Regions from separate parts of the Homo sapiens genome. Here regions 1, 2 and 4 are each linked to region 3. The links are chromatin loops, found by intact Hi-C in ENCODE. Cell type or tissue: PC-9. All regions are shown on one strand. Each heading gives the region's core, and the rest is flanking DNA. Links, peaks and the distances in the headings are about the cores only.

Region 1 (5,957 bases), core at 626-5,625, 77 kb before region 3:
ATCTATGGTTCCAGACAGCAAAGCACCGGATAGAAAACAGACCAAACAAAAAGATCAGCCCTTGAATTATCTGGAGGTTTTATTAAGGAACAATGCGGGGAAGCGGTGGTTTCAAACTCATCCACTGTTTTCAATGGAGTGTTGTTGCTTCCCCAGGATTTACAGCCATGCCCTAAAGCCTTTGATGCAATATGACCAGCCTGGAGGTGCTGTATGCAACAGGCCAGCCATCGACTACGTTTAGTGGGAGCCATTCCAGGAAGGGCTGCCAGCTTTCAGCAGAGGAGCCCAGGAGGGAGGAGCGCATCGGAGGGCAGGGCCTGGGAAGGCCCACGTGGTGGGGGCAGTTCATTTAGCCTGGCGTGGGGTTGAACACTGTGACTGTGACTAGATAGTTGTTGGTGGTTTTATGTAGCCCACCAAGGAGAAAACATTTTTTGAAAATTTTTTGAAGTCAGAAGATAGTGAAATTCAAATAGCTGCCAGTTTTGAATGACATCCAGCGATACAAGATGTTCATTTTTTGCGATAGTTTTTGAATGAGATTTTAAATTCTGTGATAGGAACTTTTTATTATGAGCTTGTATAAAGGCTGTGTTTGCGTTTTTCAGGGCAACGTGGCTGATGACCCAGTGGACAACTCAAGCCTTGAATGTGCTCTGCCTTCTTTCTGGACAGTGGTCTTTCAGAAACATTGACATTCTTTGTTTTATTTTTATTTTTGAAAAACAATTTATATATAATGAATTATATATAATATATAATATATGTTATAATGAATTATATATAAATTATATACACAAATTTATGTGTGTGTATATATATATGTGTGTGTGTGTGTATGAGACAGGGTCTTGCTCTCTTGCCCCAGCTGGAGTGCAGTGGCATGATCACGATTCATGTCAGCCTTGATCTCAGCTCATTGCACCACCACACCTGGCTGATTTTTTTTTTAATTATTTGTAATAGAGACAAGGTCTCACTATGTTATTCAGTCTGGTCTCCAACCTCTGAGCTCAAGTGATCCATCTGCCTTGGCCTCCCAAAGTGCTGAAATTATAGGCATGAGCCACTGTGCCTGGTTAGATGTATGTATTTATGAGGTACATGAGATATTCTGGCACAGGCATGCAATGTGTAATGATCACATCATGGAGAATGGGGTCTCCATCCCCTCAAGCATTTATCCTTTGTGTTATAAACAGTCCAATTATACTCTTTTAGTTATTTTTGAATGTACAATTAAATTATTATTGACTGTAGTCTCACTGTTGGGCTAAATACTAGGTCTTATTCTTTTTTTTTTTTTGAGATGGAGTCTCACTGTATCTCCCAGCCTAGAGTGCAGTGACATGATCTCGGCTCACTGCAACCTCTACCTCCTGGGTTCAAGTGATTATCCTACCTCAGCCTCCTGAGTACATTGGATTACAGGTGCACGCCACCACACCCAGCTAATTTTTGTATGTTTCTTAGAGACAAGGTTTCACCATGTTGGCCAGGCTGGTCTCGAACTCCTGACCTCAAGTGATCTGCCTGCCTTGGCCTCCCAAAGGGCTGGGATTACAGGCGTGAGCCACTGTGCCTGGCCTTATTCATTTTTTTAGCTATTTTTTTGTACCCATTGACCATCCACCTTCCTCCTGCTACCCCCTTCCCAGCTTCTGGTAACCATTCTTCTATTCTCTGTCCCCATGAGTTCAATTGCTTTGATTTTTAGATCTCACAAGCAAGTGTGAACGTGGGATATTTGTTTTTCTGTGCCTGGCTTATTTCACTTAACATAATGACCTCCAGTTCCATCCAGGTTGTTGCAAATGACAGGATCTCATTCTTTTTTTTTTTTGAAATGGAGTCTCACTCTGCTGCCCAGGCTGGAGTGCAGTGGCACCATCTCGGCTCACTGCAAGCTCCGCCTCCTGGGTTCACACCATTCTCCTGCCTCAGCCTCCTGAGTAGCTGGGACTACAGGTACCCGCCACCACACCCAGCTAATTTTTTTGTATTTTTAGTAGAGACGGGGTTTCACCGTGTTAGCCAAGATGGTGTCGATCTCCTGACCTCGTGATCCACCTGCCTTGGCCTCCCAAAGTGGTGGGATTATAGGCGTGAGCCACTGTGCCCGGCCCAGGATCTCATTCTTTTTTATTTTTATTTTATTTTATTTTATTTTATTTTATTTTGAGACAGAGTCTCGCTCTGTCGCCCAGGCTGGAGTGCAGTGGCGCGATCTCAGCTCACTGCAAGCTCCGCCTCCCGGGTTCACGCCGTTCTCCTGCCTCAGCCTCCCGAGTAGCTGGGACTACAGGCGCCCGCCACCACGCCCGGCTGATTTTTTTGTATTTTTAGTAGAGACAGGGTTTCACCGTGTTAACCAGGATGGCCTCGATCTCCTGACCTCGTGATCCGCCCGCCTCAGCCTCCCAAAGTGCTGGGATTACAGGCGTGAGCCACCGCGTCTGGCCTCATTCTTTTTTATAGTGGAATAGTACACCATGGTATATATGTACCACATTTCTTTTCTCCAGTCATCTGTGGCCGGGCCACGTCATTTTTAATTCACTTTGAGTGTGTGTCCGTGGGTGCAGGGCTGTAGGCCTCTTGTTGCAGAATGCGGAGCTTGGGAGAAAGGCGATGTCCCTGCCTCTCCTGCTGTGTGTGTTGCAGACCCATGGATGTAGGAAAGTGGCGTTTGTGGGTGAGAATGATTGGCGGATGAGTCATTCAGGCATGTCAGAAAATACTGAAACTCGGTGAAATAACAGGATTGAGTAACCTTCTCGCCGTTGACTTTGGTGGAGAGTGGATGGTATAAAGTCGTCTAGGCTTGATAAAGCTTCCCTAAGTGTTTGCCTAGTTAAATACAGGATATTGCAGTGGCTTTTAAACAGACGATTGCAAAGAAGGAAGTAGGGGCGGGCTACTGTTCAGGCATTGTCTGGATGCATGGCAGCGTGCTTTTCTGGAACTCACAGGGTAGGGAAGGATCGGACCTTTTTTTTTTTTTTTTTGAGACAGTCTTGCTCTGTCTCCCAGGCTGGAGTGCAATGGCATGATTTGGCTCACTGCAACCTCTGCCTCCCGGGTTCAAGTGATTCTCCTGCCTCAGCTGCCTCAGCTTCCCAAGTAGCTGGGATTATAGGTACCCGCCATCATGCCTGGCTAATTTTTGTATTTTTGTAGAGATGGGGTTTCACCATGCTGGCCAGGCTGGTCTCCAACTCCTGACCTCAGGCTATCCGCCCGCCTCAGCCTCCCAAAATGCTGGGATTACAGGCGTGAGCCACCGCTCCCAGCCTGGGTCGGACCATCTTAAATTGCTTCAGTGGCCAAGCAGGATTCTGCCAGTGTCAAACCTTCCCAGGAGAGTTCAGTGCTTTTGGCAATGAGTTAACCATTTCAGAGCTCTGATAAGTCTGGAGACAGTGGCTTGCTCATACCTTGAGAAACACTGCCTCAGAAATAAGGAGTGTTGGTTTGTTTATTGAGCACCTGCTGTGTGCGAAAGCCGGGAGAGCCAGTGTGGTCCTGACTTCTGCGGCTGGGTGGAGATGGACCATCCGATGAGCAAGGGGGCTGAGCTCAGGGGTAGAGTGGTGACACCAGGTGCAGGCAAGGGCGGGCTGGGACTCTTCTCTACCCCCCTGGACGTGTGCAGTGTGTGATGGGCAGGGAGACCGGGAGTCAGATGGATCCCCCGGGTCGAGAGAGGGCTGACTGTGGAGGGTTTGGTGGGCCCCCTCGGGAGGATTTAGGCAAGAGCTGGGTCCCATGTCCCAGCTGCTGGGCGGTGAGAGTGGAGGGGAGGGAAGCTGGGGACATCATGCTTGCTCCAGCATGGGGGTGGCTGAGGAGGGCTTTGCCAGCTTAGATGGTCAGACACATCTCAGCCGATGTGCTCCATGTGCCGGGAACCCTCCCAGGCTCTGCAGGCCCCATCGCTTGCAGTTTTCCAGCCGCCACACTGTGGTATGGAAAGTACCGTCGCCACCTCCATCCTAGAGATGAGCAAACCAAGGACAGGGCTCCCAGGGCACCAGCTTGTGATGGCAGCAGTGGGATTTGAACCTGGACCGGGCAGCTCCTAAGGCATGTTCCCTGTCTGTGCCTTCCAGAAAAAACTGGCTCTGGGAGGATGAGAGTGAAACTGAGAGAGGTTCGTTCCCTGAGCCAGAGTCCTTACCGGGAATCGGCTTTGGTGAGAAGACGTGAGGCCATTTTTGGCCCCGTGTGGCTGGGCGTCTTTGAGAGTGTCCTGAAGTTGATTGTGTGTGCAGGTCCAGACTGGGGAGACCAGCTCAGGTTATGGACACAGAAGTGAGGGTGCTGGCAGTTAGGAGGGGACCCAGGCCCAGCCTTGAGGAGCCATGGCCCGAATAGCCTCCTGGGTGGGGAACAGTCTGCTTGGGAGCTGGAGCAGGAATAACCACGTGCAGGGGAGGGCCCACGGGTGCAGGCCCTGGAGGCTGAGGGAGGGCGAGTGTCTCCGAGGGGGTCATCCGTGATGGATGCCGTCTGGCGGTTGGAGAGCCTGGGGACAGAGATGTGATGGGTTAGCCAAGGGCAGGTCCTTGGTGGCCTCTGTGAGATCTGAGTGGAGTGGTTTGGGGGTGCCTCTGAGAAGCAAATGACAAGGTTGCTGGCATGAGTGGGATGGGAACAGGACCCAGCCTCAGAGGGAAGGCAGGGTGTCATGGGGACAGGCCTGCACAAGGCTGAGCTAAAGGCCCAGCAGAGTTGGCGGGTTACGCACAGCACCTAGCTGTCCTGCAGCCTAGCGTGGCACTGGCCCGTCTCAGGGGCTTTGGGAGTGGGCAGTGTCAGGTCTTCCTCATTGTCTCCCAAAGGGCTACTGTGGCCAAGCTTCGTAGACGGGTTTGCCAGGACAGTAACTTCTGCCTCTCTCTGAGTCATCAGACCTGGAGGGAATGGAGGAGCAGGAGGCGGACGGGAAAAAGGGGCCTGGGAGAATGGAAGGGGCCACAGGTCCACGGGACATGGACTCACCAGGGCAGGGCGCCCACCTCAGCACCAGCTGCCCGGGGACAAGAGGTCTATGTCTGGCCCCATGTACCGACCAGGGTGTTGAGAGACCATTTTTAAAAGTCTAGGTGAAGTAGCAGGCAGGTGAAACTCCGGGCAAGTTCCCAAAGCCCTGGGCAGGAGCCGGCAGGAGGGGCGGTGCTGGCCACGCCTGGAGCGGGCCCATGTTGCTGGGCGTGCCAGAACCCCACGCTGGCCCCAGTGTCGCTGCTGAAGGGTCCCCTTGGGTTTGGGCTGGTGCCTGTGCCTGCACATTTTGAAACCCGATAGCAGAACCTGTTGAGGAAGGGGATAGGTGGGTAGATGGGGTCTGGGGCCCCTGGCAGCGGCCACCTTAGCTGGGGTGTGGCCTGTGGCCCGGTGCCACGGGGCTCATCCCTGCCAGCACTTGGATTCAAACAGAATTAGATGTTATCTTCTGGGTGCAGCATGTAGAAAGCAGTCCTGAGTTTGGTGTGATTTCTTCAGTTCACAGCCTTGGGGGAAATCGTTTTCTAATTTTTTCTTCTTTTCCTGTAACCTGAACACACGGGTTCATATAAATGCCCCAAATTCCCTAGAATGAAATTCCTTAATGCTGGGAGGGGTTGTAGTAAACAACCCTCTTTTTTTTTTTTTTGAGACAGAGTTTTGCTTTTGTTGCCCAGGCTGGAGTGCAATGGTGCGATCTCAGCTCACTGCAACCTCTGTCCCCTGGGTTCAAGCGATTGTCCTGCCTCAGCCTCCCGAGTAGCGGAGATGACAGGCGCGCACCACCACACCCGGCTAATTTTGTATTTTTAGTAGACATGGGGCTTTCTCCGTGTTGGTCAGGCTGGTCTTGAACTCCCGACCTCAGGTGATCTGCCCGCTTCGGCCTCCCAAAGTGTTGGGATTATAGGCGTGAGCCACCACGCCCAGCCGTAAACGACCCT
Region 2 (5,957 bases), core at 374-5,373, 73 kb after region 3:
CCTTTAAGTCCCCCGTGGGGGCAGTGAGCCTCCTGCTCTGCTTCTGTGGGAATATCAGAGTCCTCCCCTAGATGTCCACACACAGATGCACACAGACCTGCACGTGGAGATACAGATGTGCAGGCGCACAGAGAGATCCCTCAAGGCTGACACCCAGGAAGGGGACCCCTCACCTGCGGGACTCCCGACATGCAGCGGCCAACACTAGTGTAGTGCCCAGTTCACCGCCGGATAAGACAGGCCCATTCCGGTCACACACGGGAGACAGAACCCAGAGACTGGCCTAAGAGCCCATCTGCTGACGGTCTTGCCCGAGAGGCTGACACAGTCTAGCTGTGGGGACTGGCTTCACCCCCAAGAGGCCACACCTGGCCGCAGCACAGTTTATCTGGCCCGTTTCAGAAGCAGCGTCAGAGAGTCACAGAGTGGCGAACGCAGGAGAATCTGTGCGCGAGAATCTGTGTTCTAGCATCCATGCAAGCGAGGGAAAGGCGTTTCGTCGTTAGAAAAATGCAAAATGAGTGATTCTCACCCACACGTGAGACTGGATTCAGCACCACAGTGTGGCTCCCGTCTGCTGGGAGCCAGTAGTGTTTGTGCTTTGGTTTTGCTTTTTAGCTGCAGAGTTCACGTGAGGTGTGGACATTTGAGTTGCTCTATCGTTACAGGGAGCTTGCCTTTTCTCTGCTGGTTGGTTTTCACTTTTGCTGTCTCTGTTTAGAAGAAGGCACTGGAACGGGGGTGTGGTGGGAAGGGCCCTGTTGCCGGGATGGGAGCACAGTCAGGGAGGGGAAGACCCACTGCCTCCCCACACACCGGGAGGGAGTGCCGGGAAGGGGAGACGCCATGCAGGAGTCAGGCTTGAATCTGCGGAGCGTTGTGCATCTGGGGACGTCTGTGCAGCAGGAACGCTGCCCCCATCACAGTTGCCCTGGGCACAGTGAGGAGCCGTGAGTGGGGGCTGTGCTGGGGGTGGCGCTATGGTGAGCGAGCCCGGTTAGCCCAGCCTCATTCTTCTCCTGCTTCTGTGCTTTCCAAGTTCTAGTTAATAAGCAACCAGCATGGCACCTGGAATGTAGTAGGCGCTTGGCTTATAAAAGAGAGAAGAAAGGAACCCATTCCACCACGACGGACGTCAGGCCCGGCTGTCTGTCTTGGGCATTCATCTGCGTCCTGGCAATTAGCTCCAGCTCTAATGACCTGCTCTCTGCTTTATGTTGCACTTATTATTCCCAGATTGTAAAGTTTGTGCCAAACATATTAATGCTAACATCCCATTTTACAGATTAGCAAAGTAAGGATCTGAGAGGTTATGTGATTTTTCCCAGAGTCTGCGAGGGCAGGGCCCTGTCTGAAGCTGAGACACACCTTATAACACCTTGTTATTTGGGGCTTCCCATCAGTAAAACGGGAGTCATAATGGGGCCCTGGCTTCTGGGCAGTTCCCATAAAACATTGTGCAATCTGAAGATGAAAGTGTCAGAGGAAGGTGAGATGTCCTTTCTGAGAGCGTCTGCCCTCAGAAGGAGACGGGACCGCATCGCAGCTGTGTGAACCCCGGGCAGTGGTTCCAGCAGCGGGGCGGACGCGAGACAGCCCCATTTGAGTTTTGCTGCTAGATGGCACGTAGAACTTGAACTTCAGAGGGTGCTCCTTGGAGGCCCTGACCAGACACAGAAGGGAAGGGAGACTGTTCCCATGGTCCTGCCTCCGCGGCAGTGAGGCTGCTCTTCTTACAGCCAGGTGGCTCTTGTCTTCGGTGTAGGGGGCTGGTGAGGAACACGGTGGGGAGCAGCCTGCGAGGGCGCTGGGCTTTCAGCACTCACGGCACCTGCTGTTTGGTTTGGCCAGGATGGCCTGGGAGCCCCCAGGGCTGGGCAAAGGCTGCCCTTTACAGACTCATGGGCAGAGGGAACCGTCTTACCCCTGCCCCTTCTCTGTCCTCTCCGCAGCGTTGGTGGGACGGGAGGGTGGTCTGCCCGGGGCTGCGAGCTCCTGTCCAGGAACCGGACACATGTCGCCTGCCAGTGCAGCCACACAGCCAGCTTTGCGGTGCTCATGGATATCTCCAGGCGTGAGGTGGGCATCCTCCCGTGGCCACTGTGCCCTCTGGGCCTACCGCCAAACCTGCCCCTCCCCCCCAAACCTGCACCTCCCCGCCAAACCTGCCCGTCCTCAAACCTGCTGAGCCTGCCCCCAAATCTGTCCCCTCCTCAAACTAAATCTTCCATTCTAAGTGCTTGGAACAAAACAAATCAACCGATTAAAACACATATTCGAGGATTGGCCAGAGTCTGAGGATTTCCATAACAAAGCCCCATTATAAGGGTTTTCAGAGAGCCCTGGTTATGTATTAAACCCCGGAATGGCAGACCCAAAGCTCAGGCTCCGAGGAGCTCTCGGAACCTGCCCCTCACTTCAGTGCGGGTCTGTTGGACGGTGCCGCTCCCCACCTGCTTTGATCCTAAGGGAGGTGACAGCTGCTGGGCGCTCTCCCTCGGGGCCACACGCAGGGCAGCAGGACAAAAGGCTGGGCGGCTAATGTTTAACCTCTGGCATTTTAAGCGGCCTGGGAATGTGAGCCGGCCATTGTGGGCTGCAGATGAATTGGGGAATGGCCCGAGCGCTGTCCTGGCCTCCCGTTATCCAGACAGGAGGGAGGTGGGAGCCAGCCTGGCCATGGCCTGTGTGGGACCCTGGGGTCTAGGAGTCAGAACCAGGGGCCTGGGTAGCCTCCCCCGGCCCCTCCCCGGGGTTGCACTGTGGCTCAAGGGCCCAGGCCACTGTCCTTTCCGAGGGCTTTTTGATGTGAAGTGGCCCTGGTTTCTGTCACATTCTTGGAAGGGTGAGTCAGCCCTCAGGCGGGGCTGGAGGAGGGCAGCGGCCTCTTGTGCAATATGCAGGTGAAGCTGACCCGCCTCTGCCCCTGTCTCATGGGCAAATGTCACTCCCCAGCAGGACCCAGCCTGGAGACGGGGTCAGTGATTAGTGGAGTTTGTTCATATGTGGGCGGGGTTGGGGCTTGTCTCATGGCCAGGATGCCAGGTGACATGTGGGCCAAGGAAGCTGAAATTGAGGCAGAAGAAAGGAGGCTGGAGTGAGAGTCCGAGGCTCCCATGGCCTGGGCGCCCCAAAGCCAGAGGTCTCTGAACGGCCCCCAAGCCAGTGGAGGGAGCCTGGCGTGCTGCCGCAGGCCCCAGGGATGCCCAGGGCCCAGGGCATTGAAGGAGCCTCAGGAGGGGCAGTTCCAGGCCCAGAGCCATGAGCACTCGGCCTCCCCAGCCCAGCCTGATCCTGCCAGCCTTGATCGTTTCATAAGCAAGTGTGTAATTTATCTCTGTTATGCAATGACCAGATCTGAGCCTCGGCCCTTACCTTCTCTCCTGCCTTTAACCCTCCTGCCCATAGAACGGGGAGGTCCTGCCTCTGAAGATTGTCACCTATGCCGCTGTGTCCTTGTCACTGGCAGCCCTGCTGGTGGCCTTCGTCCTCCTGAGCCTGGTCCGCATGCTGCGCTCCAACCTGCACAGCATTCACAAGCACCTCGCCGTGGCGCTCTTCCTCTCTCAGCTGGTGTTCGTGATTGGGATCAACCAGACGGAAAACCCGGTATGGCCACTCTGCTCCCCTCCCCACTGTCTGGGCCGCAGCTTGGAGCAGCTACCATAGTCCTGTCCTGGCCACTCCAAGCACCCTGGCTAGCTCCTCCTCACCACCCCCACCTCTGCTTCACAGATGCCCTTTCAGGAACGTGCCTGGTCACAGGCTGTGGGTGGAGATGTGGGATTCACTGGCAGGCCCAAGCACTTTGACTCTATTGGGAGATGGGGGGCCCTTTCTTTCTTTCTTTCTTTTTTTTTTTTTTTGAGAGTCTCGCTCTGTCAATCCAGGCTGGAGTGAGATGGCACAATCTCAGCTCACTGCAACTTCCACCTCCCAGGTTCAAGTGATTCTTGTGTACATCCCCAGGAAAATACAACTCTTGTCAAAAGTGATTTAAGGGCAGTGGCTCATGCGTGTAATCCCACCAGGATCCCTTTGGGAGGCTGAGGCAGGCAGATCACTTGAGGTCAGGAAGACCAGCCTTGCCAACATGGTAAAACCCAATCTCTACTAAAAATACAAAAATTAGCTGGGCGTGGTGCCGGGCACCTGTAATCCCAGCTACTCAGGAGGCTGAGGCAGGAGAATTGCTTGAGCCTGGGAGGCAGAGGTTGCAGTGAGCAGAGATGGAGCCACTGCACTCCAGCCTGGGCAATAGAGCGAGACTGTCTCAAAACAAAACAAAATGATTTAAGATGTAGAAAGACTAAATAGTCCTCTCACCGTTAGAGAATTTGCATTGCAGTATAAAAACCACGGCCAGGTTGGGTTTATCTTAGGAATGCAAGGATGGTTTAACATTTTAAAAATCTATGAATGCCATTTACCTCACCAGTACATTTAAGGGAAAAATATTATTTTTCTCAGAAATGAATGTACAAAAGAATTTTGATAAATGTTATGCTCATTAATGATTAGAAAGAAAGAAAAACCTTTGAACAGACTAGGACTAGGGGAAACTTTAATCTAATGAAGACATCTACAGAAAACCTGCAGTTGCAATAAATAACAATGGGAAGATACTGGAGGCATCCCCTGTAACATCAGGAACCCACTCACGTTCACCACTGTGGTGCAGGGTGGCCTTGCCAGTGCAATGAATAAGGAAAACAAAAGCATAGAGATCAGAAAGGAAGAAACAAAGCTGTCATTATTAGGTAACATGAAGGATCTCATAGAAAAAATCTAAAATAGTCTACAGGCACGTTATGAGAAACAATTAGGCTGGGCACGTTGGTTCATGCCTGTAATCCCAGCACTTTAGGAGGCCGAGGCAGGCAGATCACTTGAGGTCAAGGAGTTCGAGGCCAACCTGGCCAACATGGTGAAACCCTGTCTTTACTAAAAATACAAAGATTAGCTGGGCATAGTGGTACGCACCTGTAATCCCAGCTACTTGGGAGGCTGAAACATGAGAATCGCTTGAACCCGGGAGGCAGAGGTTGCAGTGAGCTGAGATGGTGCCACTGCACTCTGGCCTGGACAATAGAGTGAGACCCTGTCTCAAAAAAAAAAAAAAAAAAAAAAGAGCCTGGCAGCAGGTGGACGACGGGCAGAAGATCAGAGCAGTCTGATAATGCGCAGGCCTGGGAGGTGGGGTGGAGACCCAGAACTGAAGCCAGGGCACTGGGCACGGGGAGAAAGGAGGGACAGGACCAACCGGTTATGGAGCAGGCAGGAAGGAGGAGTCAGGGGAGTTTGACGTCTCCAGAAGGGAGAATGAGTAGTTGAAGGTACCACCCATTGAGAGGCAGGGTCTGGGTGAGATGGGACACCTGCAGAGGCCAAGGAAGGTGTGGCGCATGAGCCAGGGAGGCCGCCTCCAACTCGTGGGTGGAGACGGTGTCTGTGGGGCTGGACCGGCCCTGGGAAGGGAAACGGAATAAAAAGACCAGGCTGGAACCTTCCGGCGAGCTGCTCAGGGCCACGTGCAGACCTGAGCTGCTCCTCCTTTTTTACGGCAAGCGGTGGGACCAGACCCCTCTTACCTCAAGAGGGAAGGCAGGCACCCCCACCTCGCAGGTCACCCTTGAGAAGCCTCCATGGCTTCCCAGCAGTGGTAGGTGGAGCACCAGGCCTGGCCCATGAAGGACGAGCCCCGAGGCGTGTGTCAGACCAGCCAGGGCCAACCTTCCCCGCCGCCTCCCAGGTGCTTCCCGAGGCCGAGGCCCCGGGCTGGCGGGGGCTCCGTGTGCGGGGCCCATATGGCAGGGTCGCTGCTCCTGCGGAGGGGTTTCTTCACATCCGCAGCCGGGCGCATCCCCGCAATGGGCACGTTCTCATCCGCGCATTGGTCTGGGAAGGCTCTGAGAAGTGTGCGGATTTCATCTCAAAACCCCTCTAGTGTGCTTTTG
Region 3 (5,957 bases), core at 651-5,650:
TTAGGCCTTGAGGTCACACATCCTTGGCTTTCAGAGATGAAGATGTGGACGCCTTTTGGGGTCCATTATTTTGCTAACAACCCCGGCTGCTCCTGGTGTCTCCTCTCCCTAATTAAACAATCTCGACCACTCACACCCGGTAAATATTTGTTGAAGGCATGCGTAGTGAGCAGGTCCCACCATCGGCGCTGTGGTGGGGGTCTGGCAGTCTCTGCTGTTTATAACCGGCCACGATCTGGACCCAGGGCTGCTGGGAGCTGCTGGAGAGTCCGAATTGAGCCTCTGCCCTGAGAGTAGTGACCCAGACGACCTCGGGGGCGAGTGTTCTCTGCTCTCTCACCCGCTTCCGGTCAGCACTTTCAAGCCTTTTCTCTGGTGTGGACAGACAAAGCCGCCTCTGTCCTGCTCCTGGGGGCCAGGGGCCAGGTTAATCACGCACCTCTGGCCTGCCAGGGCTGGGTGTGGTGGGGTTACACTTATCAGATGAAGCTGGCTGGACATAGCGGGGGTAGACTTTGTATTAATGAGGGCAGTTCGTGACCCCCAACTCCAAGTGATGAATTAAGAATTCGTGCTCATTTTTTCTGGACGTTGATCTGTCACTAGTGCACTGTCTGTCCTGGCCCGCACTGGTGTGGCCAGGGGAATTTGAACCGTTGGGGTGCTGAGCAGCCTTTTCTCGTGATGAGTGAGGTTTTCGCTAGCATTCCAGCTGAGCCCGGGCATGCTGCTGTTCGTAGTTGGCACGGTTTCCCTGCATGCTGATAACGAACGCACCGGGCACGTCCCTTCCAGCCCTGCTGTGCACAGCTGCCTGGCTCACCTTCCTCGGTCGTCTTTCCATGTCTAGCAGGAGCATGGCCAGACCCTGGCCCCACATCCAGGCCCCCCAACCTGCCTCCCTCCGAGGCATGGCAGGGCCAGCCCTCTCCCTACCATCAGGAGCCAAGTGCTCAGTGGGGCGCCAGGCTGCACAGTGCCCTCTCCCCTGGGTGGAAGACCTAGACCCATCCCACCTGAATGTCCCCACTCAACTCTATCCTCCCTGGACAAGGCTGTTTCCAGGCTGTGCCCAACCCCATGGCCCCTGGAGAAAAGCAACTACTGAGGCCTGGAGGGCACAGGGGAGCCCCGCCTGCCCGACAGTGGCACTGTCTTCTTGGCATGTGCTGGGCCAAGGGCGGCGTGAAGTCTGCGTCCCCCTCACTCCAGGACCAGGAAGTGTTGGCTGGGCCCTGTCCCCTCTAGGTAGGACCCACCACCAGGCTCATCCTCATCTTGGGTCCTGGAGGCCTCCTGAGCTGCCACCAACGTCCTTCTAAAGAGAGCCAAGTCCCTGGCCCACGCCTTGGCTTGGAAGGACCCTGGGTTTGTTTTGAGGGGGTTGGAAACGCCCTGCAGGGGGAGTCGAGATGGGGTTCTGTACCCAGGTTGGTGCTGGGGCTGTAGGGACCCTCATGTCCTGGTGATCAGCAGGGCTGACCGCCCCCTAAGTGCCAGCTGTGTGTACCCCCAGTGCCAGGGACCAGGTGTTGTGGTATCCAGAGTCCTGTGGTTGCCCCTCCCCTACCAGTCTTGGCAACCAGGACTTCCCGAGTCCACTCGGGCCCAGGAGACGCTGTGTTTGTTTGGCACACTGGGTCCTCATGCCGCTGTCTTCCCGGTGCCATAAGAGCCCTGGCAAACAAGGAGTGTTTTATCTCCCGTGGCTCCAGGTCTGTGTAGGCTCCAGGAGATGCTGGGAGGCTTTGGGGTGCAGCTTCCTCAGGAGATTGACCCTGGAAGAGGGTTCCTGCTGACTGGCTGGTTTCCTCGGTGTGTTCTGGGCCTCGTTCTCCTAGGACTGCTGTGATAAGTGATCACAAACCGGGGCGCTGAAAATAACAGACATGCCTTCCCTCAGTTCTGCAGCTGGAAGGCCGAAATCAAGGTGTTGGCAGGGCCGGCTGCGCTTCCTGGAGGCTCTAGGAGGAGCCCCCCTGCCTCCCCGGCGCCTGGTGGCTGCAGGCCTTGGCTTGCGGCTGCCTGGCTCCAGGCTCTGCCTCCCTGTGCACCAGCCCTTCCCCTTGCTTCTCATCTCCCTCTGCGCTCATTTTACGATAATTCATGTTGTGATTGCATCGAGCCCACCTGCTAATCGGATTGCCTCATCTCAAGATCCTTAACTTAATTGCACTTTTGCCATATAAGTAAAATTCCTTCTTTTGCTATATAAGGTAACATTCCCAGATTTTAGGAATTACTATGTGGACACTTCCTTTTGGGGGCCACCGTGTAGCCCATTACAGGGTGGGTTATTTCCTAGTCTCTCCTCCATCGTCGGTGTTGTGGAGAAGGAGGTTGTAGGGAGCCCCTCTTCTGAAAGGCTGTGTCCCCGAGGGTGATTCCAGGCTGGGGTCACCTGGGCCCGCATGCTACTGGAGCCTTTGGCTTGGAGCTGCTGCAAGCACCAGAAGACGGTCAAACATGCACCCATCCTTCAGGTTCGGCAGGGTTTCCAGCCCTCAGCGTGTAGGTGACTCCCGTAAGAAACAGCAAAGCAGTGGATCAGTGGGAATCATTTTTCTTTGCTGCTGGAATGCATTTCTTATTTTTTTAAATGGGTGTGTCTGGAGATCATCTGGGAATTTGTTTCAGAGACACTAATGCAGTCACGCAGAGAAGGCCAGCCCTGGACAAGCGGCTTCTGCAGTGCCGGGCTCCCCTGGCCTCCCCCTTCCCAGCTCCCTCCTTGTGGGGCGGGGGTCTGGGCCTCCTGCTGAGGGCTTTCCTGGCTACCTTGCCAGGTGGGGCAGGGCTGGGCCGCCTGTAGGTGTGACTCAGGAGGGATTCCAGGTGCAGAGCAAGTCACCAGGAGGTGAGAAAGTCAAACAATGCGTGAAACCCAAGGGCAGACGTGGGTGCTGACAGACAGCAGTTCCCGGTGGGAGCTGGGGAGGAGGAGAGGGAGTGGGGCATGGAGGGGTGAACAGAGGGTGCCTCCTGTCTCAGGAAGGCAGTGAGGAACAGGAGGAACAGGGACCAGTAATAGTAACCTCGCCCTTGCGCAGGTGCGTAGCTCACAGCCGTACCAAATGAGCTGTTTCACTCACATCAGCCTGTTAGTGCTGGGGAATGCTCCTGGCCCAAGAGAGACAGAAATCCCTGCCTTGGGGGATGGATTTATTACAGCTGGGGAAACTGAGGCACTAGCCAGGATCTTGCTCAGGAAACCTCTGTCCTGACAGCAGTGCTGTGGGGGTTTGGAATGGGGTGCTGAGGCCCCTGCAATCTCGCCTCCTGGTCGGCCTCTCCTATAGGGACATTCGGAGGGGACACCTGTCCAGGGAAGGCAGTGAGGTGCACTCATTCACTGGACCCGTCCCTGCAAGCTCTGTGTGGACATTAAGGCAGATGCAGGCTTAACTCCCGCTCCCACCCATGCAGCTGTGTGACCCAGCACAAGTAACTGCCCTCTCTGAACCTTCGTGTACTCATCTGACCAGCCAGGTGCTGCGGCCTGCCTTGTAGGGAAGGTCATGTGTGGACTGTGCTCACCTCTGGAGGAGGTTGCTGTGAAAGTGCTCATGTTCTCATCCCCAAATGTGAACCTGGGGATACCCAGGGTCAGGGAGCGTCACCTGAGCTGTTGGGACGCCATGTGGCCCTGCCCTGTCTGTCCCTCCATCTCTATGTCAGCCTGCCTTGCAGGGCCGAGTTGGTAGCACGTCCTCCCCCACAGCTCTGTTGCTGGACAAAGGCCCTGGTGGCTGGGGGCCTCTGCTGGCCTGGCTTCTGCCTGGGGCTGCATGCCACAGGGGTTCTGAAGTCCCCGGGAAGAGGCAGGGTCCTGACTGGCAGTGGACTGCTGTGCATGACCCATTGCTGAGGCTGCAGCCGCCTGGGCTTTTCTGTGCAGCTCCTATCTCCGGTGGGGGCCTTGCTGGTGTGGGACTGTCACGTTGCAGAACAGGAAAGGGCTGGGGCTCTGCCTCCACTGCCCTGCGGTGGGAACCCCTGTGTGTGCCTGTGGGCATGCATGTGAGTGTGTGTGAGCATGTGAGTGCGTGCATGTGAGTGTGTGTGAGCACGTGAGCCATGTATGTTGGAGGCTGGAGGTACTTTCTCAGGTTTGGTTGGAATCTGATGGGGTGGAAAGGGCTTGGCGAGGAGCCTTAGCTGTGCCCACCCTTTCTGGTCCTGACCCTACTTTGATGGCTGCCCTGCCTGAATTCTTCAGCTTGACCCCTCCCCTCCCCTCCACCTCCATGCCAGCACCCCTTCAAAGCTTCCCCCTCTGCTTTTTCCATCTGCTATAACTCTTCATGTATTTTTGGTTTTTCTGAACATCTGACATTTTTTTACCTAGATGGAAACTCCATGAGGGCAGGGATCTGTTTTGTTCATTCTTATAACCCCACTGCCTAAAGAATGGCCCACGCTGGCAGTTTATTAGATGGATGAGTGGGTGGAGGGACAGGTGGGCAGCTGAGTGCAGGTGAGTAGGTGGAAGGGTGGATAGATGGATGAATGATGGATAGTTGGGTGGGTGGGTTGATGCATGATGGGTGGTTGGATGGATGGATGGCTGTGTGATGGGTGGTTGGATGGATGGATGGATGTGTGATGGGTGGTTGGATGGATGGATGGATGTGTGATGGGTGGTTGGATGGATGTGTGATGTGGTTGGATGGATGGATGGATGGATGTGTGATGGGTGGATAGATGGATGAATGGTGGATAGTTGGATGGGTGGGTTGATGCATGATGGGTTGTTGGATGGCTGGATGGATGTGTGATGGGTGGTCGGATGGATGGATGGATGTGTGATGGGTGGTTGGATGGAAGCTGGGTGAGTGCTTGGAAGCTGGGTGAGTGGATGGAAGCTGGGTGGGTGGGTGGATGAACAATGGATGGGTGGATGGATTCATGGGTGAATAAATGGATGGATGGAAGGGTGGAGGGGTGGGTGAATGAGTGGGTGGGTATATGGAAGGATGGATAGATGAGTGAATGGAATAACAGATGGGCAAATTCGTGTGGTGTTTTATCATTTCTGACATACCCTTTTCCTCTTAGAAACCCTGTAACGTTCCCCTCTTGGCCTCCTATCTGTGTGCTTTCTCTGGTAGTGAAGTTTCTGACACATGAGCCACGCTGTTGGGTTGTGTCTTCAAGACTGTGCTTTCTGCATCCTAGGATCCAGTGTTAGGACTGAGCTCTTTGATGGGGCTTTGAGTTGACTTCAGGTTTTGTGCATTTGCGTGATATGACCTGACTTTGAAATTGCCCTGTGTTCCTGTTCCCGGGCCCTTCCACTCACTCCTTGTTCTCTGTTCTTGTGTTTCATTTTGATCGTTAATTCTGCATAAACTAAGCCTTCATCAAGTGCTTGAGTTTTACCATTGTGGCCTTTGGAAATTCTAGTTTTTCTAGTTCAAAGCTCTTAGCTGTTTCTTAGGACCAGAAAGGAATTGTCTTTTTATTTATTTAAGAACTTAAGTGGTCAATCTTTACACGCCCTTCCCCTCCTGGGGCACGTTCCCAGCGCGTTCCCAGCCCTCCCCCAGGTCCTGAGGTTCTCTGCCTGCTGTGCCCCCTCTCTAGGTGAGCCCTGAGACCCTGCATCTCTCTTCTCCTAGCTCCTGGAGCAGCCCCCCAGGGGTAAGTTCTGGAGCTCTTGAGCCAGGGGTTCACATCAGCATCCCCTCGCGTGGGCCCTCTGCCCCCACCCCCATGCCCTCTGTCTTCCCTGGGCTTGTGTCCAGCCCCCTGCCAGAGTCTCCATGTAATGATGTGGAGACCCTCTGGGCACCCCCTTCCTTGTTCACAGACCAGGAGCACACCCAGCACCCAGCCCCCGCCTGCAGCAGGTAAGCCGTTTGCTGAAGCCCTGTGAAGCCAGGGCTTTTCTGGAAGCCCCTTAGGCCAAGGGTTGATGGCTTTGGTGCTAGGGTCTCTGGGCAGGCAGGGCAGTG
Region 4 (5,957 bases), core at 468-5,467, 51 kb before region 3:
CCACCATGCCTTGCTGATTTTTTGTATTTTTAATAGAGACGGGGTTTCACCGTGTTAGCCAGGATGGTCTCGATCTCCTGACCTCATGATCCGCCCGCCTCGGCCTCCCAAAGTGCTGGGATTACAGGCGTGAGCCGCCGCACCCGGCCTTTCCTTGCTCTTTTGAGATGGCCTCATTTTCCACTGTGTTGATGTATTGCAATATATTCAGCCAGCACTCTTTTTTATATTTGTTTCCAAGTTTCTTTTTCATATAACATTTCAGGGAACATTAGTTTGATGTGTGGTCTGTGTGTGTGTGAGTAACTTTTGAGGTTTTGCTGAGGAATAAATTTTCAGAAGTGAAATTACTGGTGCGGAGGATTTGCATACCTCACATTTGATAACCGTGGTCAAATGGCCTCGGGAATATTTGTGCTAATTAATACTAGAGCCAGCCGTGTGTGAAGATGAAATCTGCCATATTTTCATCCTCATTGGAGAGATTAGCTCTTTTATTCTTTTCTAATCCTGTAGGTAAAAATAAATGTCTTCCTTTTTTGATTTGCATGTCTCTTTGGGGAAGATGCAGTTTTTTATCTGCTTAGCAGCCATTCCTGTTTTTTTTTGTTTTTTTTTTTTTTTTGGAGACAGATGTCGCCAGGCTGGGATGCAGTGGCGCAATCTCAGCTCACTGCTGCCTCCGCCTCCTGGGTTCAAGCGATTCTCCTGCCTCGGCCTCCCAAGTGGTTGGGACTACAGGTGCCTGCCACCATACCCGGCTAATTTTTTTGTGTTTTTAGTAGAGATGGGGTTTCAACATATTGACCAGGCTGATCTCAAACTCCTGACCTTGTGATCCGCCTGCCTTGGCCTCCCAAAGTGCTGGGATTATAGGTGTGAGCCACTGCGCTTGGCCAGCCATTCCTGTTTTTTCTGTGAATTGCCAGTCTGCAGTTTCAGTTAGATTGCTTATCTTTTATCGATTTACATTTCTTTAACTATTTTGAATTTTTAACTTGTTGCAAATATCTTTCATAATTTTGAATTTTATTTTAACTCAATGGTCTCTTTTGCCATGTAGGTCTTAAATGTTTATGTTTTTCTTTTTCTCTTCTTGAGACAAGGTCTTGCTCTGTTGCCCAGGCCGGAGTGCATGGTACTGTCATAGCTCACTGTAACCTCAAATCCTGGGTTCAAGCCATCCTCCTGCCTCAGCCTCCTGAGTAGCTGGGACTACGGATGCACATCGCCACACCTGGCTACTTTTAAAATTTTTTAGTTTTTATCAGAGGTCTTGCTGTGTTGCCAGGGCTGGTCTCAAACTCCTGGCCTTAAGCAGTTTCTCCTGCCTCAGCCTCCCAAAGTGCTGGGATTACCGGCGTGAGACGCTGCACCCAGCCTTAAATATTTTTTGTTGTGGGATCTCCGTCTTGTTCATTAGTGGCTTCTGTGTGCCATTGGACAACTTGCTTAACTTCTTTGGGCCCCGTTTTCGGTTTTTAAAAATAGGGACAGTAATACTGACCCCGTAGGGTTGCATGAGGCTTAAGTGAAGGAACGGGCGGATCAAGAAGTGCCTGGTCCGGCCTCGGGCCTCTTGGCTTCCTCTCGCTGGATGCAGTTGGTTGAGTTCATAGTGAATGTGGTTCTTCCTGTGTCTCAGTAGCCTCCCGTGGTCACAGTGGGGACGGCTGTAGGGGCCTCCCCTGTGTCCTCACCACCATGGGGATGGCAGGGAGGGGAGATCAGTGCACCCAGGCTGGGAAACAGAAGGAAGTACAGGTGTGGCTCCCGTCCTGCGTGCTCAGCACCCTCTCAGCTGCCCTGGTAGCGTCTGGCATGAAAGGGTCGCTGGAAGCAGAGGCTGAATCTCCCAGCAAAGGGTCTGCTGCCCTCCTGGCTGGAGCGAGGCAGGTTGGATTGCTGGGGGCTGGCCTCTATTCCAAGGGCTCCAAGTCTGCTTGGGTCTTAGGTCCTGTCCCTGTCCTGTGATTATAGCTAAGCTGAGTCTTGTCCATCTGAGGCCATCCGAGGCCACTTACCTCATCAGGAGAGAGCCTCCCCCGACTGTTAAGGGACAAAGCTGCTGCAGAGGGTGGGCACGGAGAAGGGGGGCTGTCCTGGAGTTGCCCATGGAGTGGGCACTTCCAACTCGAGCCTTTGATCTTCTCTCCGAGTGCCGTGGCCTGCGGGGACCTGCTCCCGGGGTGCACACTCTTGTGCAGCTTGCTGTCTCCCGGGAATTATGTTAAGGTCAGCAGTGGCTGTACCACCTCTTACGGAGCATGCTTCTTTAAAAACGCCTTGCTGCCGATTTTGGCCACGGTGGTTTAATAGTTAATGTTAAGGGGGAACAGTTAGAGAGAGTCAGGAGAGTGTGGGGCTATGATCATGGGGTTCATCTGTCACTTGCCTGGTGACCTCAGGTTTGTCACTCAGCTTCTGAGAATCTCGATTTCCCCATGTGACAGTGGGGTGGTGAGACCAATTTCACAGGGATTTGTAAAGCACAAAGCAAAGTATTGGCCATGCCACTGGGGCTTCGGAAGAGTCAGCTTTGTCACTAGTGACTTTGATCACCAGTTTCTCAATAACGTCCCTCTCTCCCTCCCTCCTTTTCTGCGTCTTTCCCTCCCTCTCTTCCCTCCTCTTTCTCCTTTCCTTCCCCTTCCCTCCCCTTTCCCCTTCCCTCTTCTTTCCACTTTACCCTTCCCTCCCCTTCCCTCCCCTTTCCCCTTCCCTCTTCTTTCCACTTTACCCTTCCCTCCCCTTTCCCCTTTCCTCCAACTTTCCCCACCTCCTCTCCCCCTCCCTACCCTCCCCTCTTCCTCCCCTCTTCCTCCCCTCCCCACCCTCCCTTCCCCTTCCCTTCCCTTTCTTTTCTTGAGATGAGGTCTCACTCTGTCACCCAGGCTGGAGTGCAGTGGCACAATCATAGCTCACTGCAGCCCCGACCTCCTGGGCTCAAGTGATCCTCCCACCTCAGCCTCCTGAGTAGCTGGGACTGCAGGCTTGTGCGCCACTGTGCCCAGCTACTTTATTTTTTCTGGAGATGGAGCCTTGCTACATTGCCTGGACTGGTCTCAAAATCCTGGGCTCAAGGGATACTCCTACTTTGGCCTCCCAAGGTGCTGGGGTTACAGGCCTGAACCACCACGCCCAGCCCTGTTTTCTACAGGGCAGTTTTCTGAGTAGTTTATAAAAATGTAATGAGCTTCCTCTGCTCCTTCAGAATGAAGTGAGTCACATATTACTCCCTGGAGGGTGCAGATCAGATGATTTTTCTTTGTTTTCTCTTCAAGACAAGGAAGCCCATGACTGTGCCAGCGGGGGAACTCTTCGGGAATTCTTTTTGGGGAATTACTCTTGGAGTTCATGGAAAGATCCATTCTGCTATTGCTCATCTGAGATGTCAGTGTTGAAGGGAGTGATGTTTGGCATTTAAAAACAAATAACATTTCAGATCTTTGTTGCATTGACTGAAGGAAAAAAAGCACATCATACAGTGTTTTGGCTCACAGCTTGTTTTCAGCTTTCAGGGCTGGATATTTGCGTGTTTCCGTAGGTTCCTATGAGATGCCACTTCACGAAAAGGTCTCCTATTAGCTTATTTAAATGTCTGTTTAAAACTTTTCTTAGTGGGGCAGGGCGCGGTGGCTCACACCTGTAATACCAGCACTCTGGGAGGTCGAGGCGGGTGGATCACCTGAGGTCAGGAATTTGAGACCAGCCTGGCCAACATGGTGAAACCTCGTCTCTACTAAAAATACAAAAATTAGCCCGGCGTGGTGGTGCATGCCTGTAATCCCAGCTACTCTGGAGGTTGAGGCAGGAGAATGGCTTGAATCGGGAGGTGGAAGTTACAGTGAGCCGAGATCACACCACTGCACTCCAGCCAGGGCAACAGAGCGAGACTCTGTCTCAAAAAAAAAAAAAAAAAAAAAAAAATTAGCCGGGCATGATGGCGGGTGCCTGTAAGCCCAGTTACTGGGAGGCTGAGGCAGGAGAATTGCTTGAACCCGGGAGGCGAAGGTTGCGGTGAGCTGAGATCATGCCATTGCACTCTAGCCTGGGTGACAGAGCAAGACTCTGTCTCAATAAAAAATGAAATAAAATAAAATAAAAAATAAAATAAAATAAATAAATAAATAAACTTTTCTTAGTGGAAACATCTTAACATTTCAGATCTTTGGGTCTCTGGAGGGGTGTTAGAAACAGGGTTCTCAGCACTTGGCATGTAAATGGGCTGATTTTCGGGTCCCATCATGGGCGTGCTTACAAGGACAGCTCTGCCCGCAGATGGGGGATGTTCTGAGCCTGAGAGACGCAATGTAGTGGCCTGACCTGCTGCTGGCCTCCCGGGCAGCTCCAGTTGTGGGGACACGGTGGTGAGCTTCATTCTGAAACTGCAGTCAAAGGCTCCCAGGTCACCCAGAAAACAGACCAGATAATTATAATAAAGTAAGAAAAATGGCATCTGACAAAAGGCCTGCAGAGTCATTGTTGTAAACTCCCCCAGAGATCAAAAAACACAGGTGTGGGCTAGCTCGGGCCTCTGTTCTTCTGTGACAAGTTATGGGTGTCATTGACGCCCCCTTTGGAAGCTCCCAGAGCTCCCAGTGGCCTTTGTGCTCAGAGCCCATTCAGCACACCCCAGTCATCTGAATAAGCCCAGAGCCTTGCCATTGTCCCCATGGTTGCCCATCAACCGTTCGCCCTCCTGCACCGACTGCCAGTTTCCATGGTTACCGCCACCGCTGTAAATGTGATCTCTGCGCCATGGGGGAGGGGGCTGTCAGCGGCTCCATATAAAAGGTCATCTCCAGCAGGCAGTTAAAACCTAGCGCGGTGCTGAAAACCGGGCGCCAGGGTTTTGTCGCAGTTATGTCCCTTCCTTGAGTCCTGCAGACACCGTGAGCCCAGCTTTCCTGCTGAGCAATGCTGGGAGGACCAGGGGCTGGGGTGGGATCATGCTGGGAGGACCAGGGGCTGGGGTGGGATCATGCTGGGAGGACCAGGGGCTGGGGTGGGATCATGCTGGGAGGATCAGGGGCTGGGGTGGGATCAGAGCAGAGAGTCCGGACTCACAGAAAACAACCCGTTTGGGAAGATAAGCGGGAGAGGTCGCCGCTGAGCCTTGAGCCAGGCATGGGGTGGAAATGGACATTCAGGGTGGTGGGGGCGGCCGCTGGGTGGTGATGGTCACTCCTGGAGCCTGGCGTGTTCTGGAGGAGAGGAAGAGGCACGGTTCTGGCTTTTAGGAGAGGGGTTTGCAGACGGTGGAGGGGTTTTATGTCTGACAGATGAGAAGGATCCAGAAGAGGGCCATCCCGGGCCAGCGCCTAATGGCTTGGGGTTCTGAGGGACGAGAGCAGAGGATGCTGGGAGATGGTGTCCCAAGGGTGGGGGACCAGGAGCACGCGGGAAGCTGCCTCGATACAGTTTGAGAAAATTCTGCAAAATCTCCTGTGGTAGGGACAGATGGGGGTGTGGGTCATGTTACATTTCTTGCTCTTGTGACTCAGTGGTGACCGTCCTTGGGACAAGTCTTTGCATATCTGTGCCAGGGCTTCCTGAAAATAGATATATACAATTGGATGGATTTATCGTGTTTAAAGCTTGATCACATTACCAAATTGTCCCAAAAAAGTGCTTTGCTGATTGATATTCTCGCCACTGGCATCTAAGCCTGTTCGTCTATGTCCTCACAGGCTTGATGTTATCATTGTCTAAGATTTTTGCCAATCTGATGGGTACTAAGTAGCCTGTGATTTTCACCTTCCTCTGATTCCTTTGCCAGGAAGCTTCGTTTCAGATGTTGACTGGCTGTCTGTATTTCTTGTGGTCTGCCAATTCCTGTCCTGTCTCAGTTTTCCTCTGTGGTTTCTGTGTGGGGGTTAGCATTGCTGAGCCCAGGAGTGTAAAACTCTCCCATGTTTAACTTTTTTTTTTTTTTTTTTTTAGATTTGCAACAG

The links. Peaks named below come from ENCODE experiments on the same cell type or tissue, not always from the same donor. Only the 100,000 strongest peaks of a DNase experiment are listed, where the experiment ranks them.
Region 1: a loop joins it to region 3, with 6 times the contacts of the local background. A loop is called at or near these places in 7 of 110 quality-filtered maps.
Region 2: it touches region 3 in a loop (6-fold over the local background); 6 of 110 quality-filtered maps call a loop at or near these places.
Region 4: a loop joins it to region 3, with 6 times the contacts of the local background. A loop is called at or near these places in 3 of 110 quality-filtered maps.

The regions. Positions count from the first base shown.
Region 1 is chr22:46,525,155-46,531,111 of GRCh38, reverse strand. The region is part of intron 1 of CELSR1 (cadherin EGF LAG seven-pass G-type receptor 1); the gene reads left to right. Among named protein-coding and RNA genes, the nearest start is that of CELSR1, 9.5 kb to the left of the region's middle. RefSeq lists an enhancer at 2,395-2,896. In PC-9, for the core only: no CTCF peak of the experiment used is centred there; DNase peaks (open chromatin) are centred at 2,761, 4,911 and 5,521; H3K4me3 peaks cover 1,272 bases; H3K27ac peaks cover 4,705 bases.
Region 2 is chr22:46,374,713-46,380,669 of GRCh38, reverse strand. CELSR1 (cadherin EGF LAG seven-pass G-type receptor 1) reads left to right here. Exons shown (of 35, transcript NM_001378328.1): 23 at 1,953-2,079; 24 at 3,409-3,609. Among named protein-coding and RNA genes, the nearest start is that of TRMU, 42 kb to the right of the region's middle. RefSeq lists a silencer at 2,744-3,038 and enhancers at 2,744-3,038, 2,489-3,688. In PC-9, for the core only: no CTCF peak of the experiment used is centred there; DNase peaks (open chromatin) are centred at 2,539, 2,919 and 5,349; H3K4me3 peaks cover 1,185 bases; H3K27ac peaks cover 3,965 bases.
Region 3 is chr22:46,448,041-46,453,997 of GRCh38, reverse strand. All of the region lies in intron 2 of CELSR1 (cadherin EGF LAG seven-pass G-type receptor 1), which reads left to right. Among named protein-coding and RNA genes, the nearest start is that of CELSR1, 87 kb to the left of the region's middle. RefSeq lists enhancers at 1-147, 148-730. In PC-9, for the core only: no CTCF peak of the experiment used is centred there; DNase peaks (open chromatin) are centred at 2,587 and 2,847; H3K4me3 peaks cover 636 bases; H3K27ac peaks cover 3,963 bases.
Region 4 is chr22:46,499,173-46,505,129 of GRCh38, reverse strand. All of the region lies in intron 1 of CELSR1 (cadherin EGF LAG seven-pass G-type receptor 1), which reads left to right. Among named protein-coding and RNA genes, the nearest start is that of CELSR1, 35 kb to the left of the region's middle. RefSeq lists an enhancer at 3,812-4,786. In PC-9, for the core only: no CTCF peak of the experiment used is centred there; a DNase peak (open chromatin) is centred at 3,219; H3K27ac peaks cover 2,361 bases.